Regions from separate parts of the Homo sapiens genome. Here region 1 is linked to region 2. The links are chromatin loops, found by intact Hi-C in ENCODE. Cell type or tissue: PC-9. All regions are shown on one strand. Each heading gives the region's core, and the rest is flanking DNA. Links, peaks and the distances in the headings are about the cores only.

What was found. Hi-C counts contacts between places; a loop is a spot of excess contacts. Peaks named below come from ENCODE experiments on the same cell type or tissue, not always from the same donor. Only the 100,000 strongest peaks of a DNase experiment are listed, where the experiment ranks them.
Region 1: a loop joins it to region 2, with 3 times the contacts of the local background. A loop is called at or near these places in 7 of 110 quality-filtered maps.

What each region holds. Positions count from the first base shown.
Region 1 is chr17:73,163,894-73,166,797 of GRCh38, reverse strand. It overlaps SSTR2 (somatostatin receptor 2), which reads right to left and starts at 1,788. Exons shown (of 2, transcript NM_001050.3): 1 at 1,510-1,788. RefSeq lists a silencer at 1,534-1,873 and an enhancer at 2,414-2,663. In PC-9, for the core only: no CTCF peak of the experiment used is centred there; no DNase peak of the experiment used is centred there; H3K4me3 peaks cover 792 bases; H3K27me3 peaks cover 2,227 bases.
Region 2 is chr17:73,002,053-73,004,956 of GRCh38, reverse strand. All of the region lies in intron 4 of SLC39A11 (solute carrier family 39 member 11), which reads left to right. Among named protein-coding and RNA genes, the nearest start is that of SLC39A11, 89 kb to the left of the region's middle. In PC-9, for the core only: a CTCF peak has its summit at 1,301; a DNase peak (open chromatin) is centred at 1,226; H3K27ac peaks cover 835 bases.

The sequences.
Region 1 (2,904 bases), core at 287-2,786, 160 kb before region 2:
AGGTGGGAGGCTGGGGAGCCGGCTGAGAGTGGGAAGGCTCCTCTAAGCAAGAAATGAGCTTAAATCATGGGGAGTCTTATTTAACAAAGAAGTCAGCCGCTTAAGGTCTTCCAGAGACTTCTGTTTCATTTTTGTTTCAGAGAAAGAATATTCCAATGCCAGGCAGACAATTCTAGATGAATTGTGGTTAAATTAAATGTACAAGGAAGTTTCGTTTTCTGCATTCTTTGTTTTTCCAGCCCAAGAATTGTTAGATGCTGGAAATGGCTAGTGGTTGGTTTCCTCTGAACCATGTCCAGGCTCTGTAGAGAGGAGGGTGAGAATGGTCTCACGCACCTGCCCCCCCCGCCCCCCTTTTACATAGGGGCTGTGATTACCAGCCCAAGAAATGAGTGTTGGGATGGCGACCCGACATCAGGGGAGGTCCTAAATCCTACTCAGCTTCAGTTTCTCCTCTCCCCATCATGTTTCCCGCATTCACTTCCCACCCCCCGCCTCCCTCAGGGCCTGCAGAACCCGGCTTGGTCTCTGTGCGGCTAGAGCGAGAGCCCCCACTGGCAGGGTGACAAAAGCCCCTGAGGGCCACCGCGGCGCGTGAGCGCCTGGGAAAAGCCGGGGCGGTGCTGGCCTACGGGGTTGAGAAATGGAGGGGCGAGTGTCAGGACCGCGGAGCCGGTTGCTCCCGGCTGGCACAGAAAGTCCTCCTCCTGGCCATCCAACTCGCTGATCCTCAGAGCAAGGGTTTCCCAAAGAACTCTGTGCCATTTCCAGGAAGACGAGGCAAGAGCGGAGATTGTGGCGCCAGCACGCCCAGTATCGAAACGCACAGCAGGGGTGCCGGGTGTGGGGGGGGGGCGCTGAGGACAGAGACATCGGGGCGCAGAAGACAGTCGCTTGGGGGACTTGGCCAGCGGCTTTTGGGCACGGCCTATGCAGTGGTTTTTTCTCTCCAAACCTAGACAAACTGTCCTTTCTGTCCCGAGGTGGGGGACGGGGACGGATCCTAGATCGTTCAGCGTCTAGGGAGAGAAGCCCCTCTTTCTCCGCTCTGCGCCCGCCGCCTGCCTCTGGCAGGCTCGGATCTCCGGGTGCGCTCCCGCAGGAGCCCCAGCTGGCATCTCACGGCCTCGCTCCCCTCGCGCCAGGTCTCTTTTGTAGGGGGCTGGGAGAGAAGTTGTCACCCGTCGCAGCTACCTGAAATCTCGGGCTAAAGGGCACACGCCACGCACACGGGCATGAGGCTGCGAGGACACGTCCGTTCCAGCACACTCTACCCACAGCCCCCTTACTCAGGCAAGGGTACCCGTTGTCGTTCATTCCTACTACAATCACCCCAAAAGGCACAAGAGCGGAGAATCACGCACCGGGACCTAAGCTCAGGCACTCGGATGGGCACACCACCATCAGCGCAGATGCACACAGGTGCCCAAGTGCGCTTCTCGCTCCCTCCATCTCTCTTATCACACACACACACACACACACACACACACACACACACACACCCCTCACCTTTGCTTTTCCGCTGCAATCCGCTAGCTCCGGTCTCCGACACCCAGCGGCTGTCCCCGAGCCAGCTGGGCGCCGGGGCGCGCAGCAGCTTGGCTAGCGCCTGGCGCCGGACGTTTGGGGTTCCTGGCTCCTCGACCCTCTTGTGCCGGCTCCCGCTAGCCCCTCGCACGTAGAGAGCTCCCCTCGCCCGCAGACCCCCGGCGCCAAGCCTCAGACTGGGGCTCTGGGCGCTGGTGGTCTTGCGAGCGCGCGCGCATGGGTGGCTGCGCCGCTGGGACTGGCCCAGCCAGCCCGGGCCCCTCGGCACATTTCCCCACGCCCCCCTCCCGCTACGTCACAGCGGCTTCGCTCCGCCCCCCCAACCCCTCCTCCCGGGTCCTGCAGAAGGACAGGGGTGAGACCGGCTGAAACGCCTGCGGGTGGCCGCAGGCAGAGCTTACAGACAGCCGGGGAGCGGGGAGAGAGGGGACCCGCCTGCGGGGGCGTAAAAGGTTAAGCGTTTTCGGTCTCCTCAAGACTCATGGCAAGGACAAGCGCTATTTTCCCTCTGATTTCACAGAGTCGATTCCCTTCCACCCATATATTCTAGGCAGCTGGAGTGGCGGCCGGGGTGACCCAGACTTATACCGGGACCTCTGTGATTTCCTTAGCCAAACAAGTTAGCAAAGCTGTGTTTACCGTGGGCCAGCCCCGGGCGCAGGGCGCAGGGCCAGGCTAAGAGTAGGGAGAAAAAGGGCTCAGGGGATAGCGCTTCTCCATGCAGTTCCCAATGAGCGCAGGGAGTGTAAACCCGCACCTGGAGTCCAAGATTCAGTCCTAGGAGCCATCAGAGGGCCAGTGGACGTCGACTGGTCCCAGCTGTCCCTGCGTCCCACAGCTTGGAGGTGCAGCGGCCATACAGGTGGTCCCCTTGCTGTAGCCACGTCAGTCAGCACCTGCTGGTCTGACCCAGCACAGTCTCTCCTACATGCTGTGAGGGAGCAAAGGGGAGCAGGCAAGAAGTGGGAGTCGCATGGAGTTGCAGCTGTTTATTTTTGACTGTGATGATTCAGCCTCTTTTCCAATAGTTTAATAAGTCATAATCAATCCTGCAGCCTCCCCTTCCTCACCCTCCTCCAAGTACATAGGTATACACACACACACACACACACACACACACACACACCATCCTCAGTACAGTTTTAGAGGATGTGAAAACAGAAAGCAAACCCCAACTAGCTTTCTCTGTGAGCTGAGCTGCCTTGATTTGTCCATCCTATTATCTGATTTCCAATTCACCAGGGAAAAGTAAAAGTCCAGAAGCTGTGTGGCAGGTGGGGTGAGCCTTAGAGATAGATGAGTGACATGGAAAAGCAACCACCAGGTACAGCAGCAGCCAGCTCTCTCTTCTATCTG
Region 2 (2,904 bases), core at 281-2,780:
AGGTCGGTGTGCTTATGTGCTGTGATCTTCGTGGGGTCCACATTGCAGTGTCTGCTGGTCCTGCCTCTCGTGGACTGTTTGGGTATTCCATGAGCCGATGGCCCCTTTCCTTCCAATATTCCCAAGGGAATGGGCCAGAAAGCTCTGCCCATAACATCGTGCCCTAGGACCACAGTCCATCTTTGCCCCATTGCCTGTGGCCTCTTTTTCTCAGAGAGATTGTTGAAAGCAACAGTTAAGGATCAAATGACTTGACCAGGTGAAGTAGAAACCTCCAGGTGTCTTACGCTTTAACTTCAAATAATGAGACTTATTTTACCCACTGAGCAAGTTGCTAGTGGAGTGCCAACCTGGCAGGATACCTAGGTTATTGCCAGGGCCAGAATTGTAAACCTTCCACATTCGTATGTTGAAGCCCCAACTCTCAGTATGATGGGAACCTTTGGGAGGTAATTAGGTTTAGATGATGTCGTGAGGATGGGGCCCTCATATGGGATTAGTGTCCTTTTAAGAAGAGACACCAGAGAGCTCGCTGTCTTTCTTACTTCACCCTGTGAGGACACGGCAAGAAGACGGCCCTCTGGGAGCCGAGGAGCAAGGCCATGTCAGAACCTGATGATGCTGGCACCCTGATCTCGGACTTCTAGCCTCCAGAACTATGAGAAATAAATGTTGCGGAAGCCCTGTAGTCTGTGGCTTGCTTGCTTTTTCTCTTTCTTTCTTTTCTTTCTTTCTTTCTTTCTTTCTTTCTTTCTTTCTTTCTTTCTTTCTTTCTTTCTTTCTTTCTTTCTTTTTTTCCTTCTTTCTTTCTTTCTTCCTTTCTTTCCTTTCTTTCTTTCTCTCTCTCTCTCTTTCTTTCTTCCTTTCTTTCTTTACACAGTCTTGCTCTGTCGCCCAGGCTGGAGGGCAGTGGTGCGATCTTGGCTTACTGCAACCTCTGCCTCCTGGGTTTAAGTGATTCTCCTGCCTCAGCCTCCATAGTAGCTGGGATTACAGGCATGCACCACCATGCCCAGCTAATTTCTGTATTTTTAGTAGAGACGGGGTTTCACCATGTTGGCCAGGCTGGTCTCAAACTCCTGACCTCGGGTGATCCACCCGCTTCAGCCTCCCAAAGTGCTGAGATTATAGGCATGAGCCACCGTACCTGGCCTGTGGCATTTTATAGTGGCAGCCAAGGTAAGAGAGTTGTGAAATCTATAGTGATTATCCCGGATCTTGGTGACTCAGGCCTTCTTTGTCCCTTGCATTGGTTGATGCTGCCCTCTGTGGCCACCTCACCCCTGGCTCAGTCATTGTCCTGCCCAGGACTCACAACAGCACACCTCTGTGAAGTTCCCTTCCCCTTTTCTCATGTAGACTCAGATTGCTTTCTCTGCCCTCTCCGTGTTCAGCCCGGGGTCTTGTCTGCCTGCTCTCTGAAACAGGCACCAGTCTCATCCTAGCCTGGGGTCTTGTCTGCCTCCTCTCTAAAACAGGTGCTAGTCTCATCCCTTTTCTGTCTACTGCCCACCAGTGCCTTTGTGAGGGTTCTAGTTCTCCATCAGTCTCCACCCAGGACTCTGCCCCCAACATCCAATCAGACCGGTCCAAGGTCATTTGTCATATGAGTACTTTGCAGCATTAGCACACACAACTCAATTTCTGTTGTAATGATTCCCGGCCCGTCAAGCTGGGGTGATCTGTACATTTCCAGATATTTGCAGGTAAAGTTTCTCTTCCACTGTAAGTTTTGAAAAATGGAAATATCAAACTAACATTTCAAATTTCAACAACCTGTGTATATTTGCTTAGGTGTCTGGGCTTGGGAAGCCCCAGCAGCAGGTTCCACCTTTGGTTTGTGTGGTCAGCTGAATAAGGGCCATCAGAGATACTCAGGTCCTAATCTCTGGAGTCTGTGGATGTTACCTTATATGAAAGAAGGACCTTTACAGATGCGATTAAGTTAAGGATGTGGAGATGGGGAGGTAATGCTGGATTGTCTCCAGGGTGGGCCCTAAATACAATCTCAAGCCTCCTTATAAGAGGGAGGCAGAGGGGGATTTGAACAGGAGAGGAGGAGGCAACATGACCATAGAGGCTGAATTGGAGGGAGGAAGCCCTGACAGGAGGCAAGGAACAGATTCTTCCCTAGAGCCTCCAGAGGGAGCATGGCCCTGCTGACACATTGATTTCAGTACAGTGATACTGATTTTGCATTTCTGGCCTTCAGAATTATGAGAGAATGAATTTCTGTTGTTTGAAGCCATTGCATTTGTGATAACTTGTTATAGCAGCTGCAGGGAACTCACACAGTTTGCATCTTTAGTTCTCCCCATAGTGTGCCTTTCCTCTTGCCTTGCAGGGGAGCTGGCATTGCTCTCTGCTCTGTGCCATTGAAGGAAATTTGGTAGTGAGAGCCCTTTCTCTGACCCTGTCTGACCAGCTCAGTGCTCATGGCTAATACCTTTTGGTCATCTAAAAGCTCAAAATAGAACAGTAACATTTGCACATGTTAAGTAAGAGTTTGATCCCTGACTTCTAAATGGTTTAAGAGGCACCAGAGTTACCAGTAGCGCAGGCTCTGGCATCCCACCGACTGAGATCAGATGCATGCTCTGCCACTTGCTGACTGTAGGACTTCGAACTAGTCACTCAGCCCCTGCCCCTTTAAGCCCCAATACCTACTTCATAGGAATTGTTATAAGGATTAAATGAGCTGCCATGTTCCCTTGATTGTAAGAAGCATTTTTTTTCATATTTTACTATCTTTACAATTGGGATGCATCTTACAGGCAATGGCGGGTCATTGTTTAATTGACAGCATATTTTTCTTTCTTAGTGATACCTCAAGTAATGGTATGTCTTACAATAGAATGCATTTTGTAATTGATGACTGTGGCAATCTGTGCAGATATGCTTAGC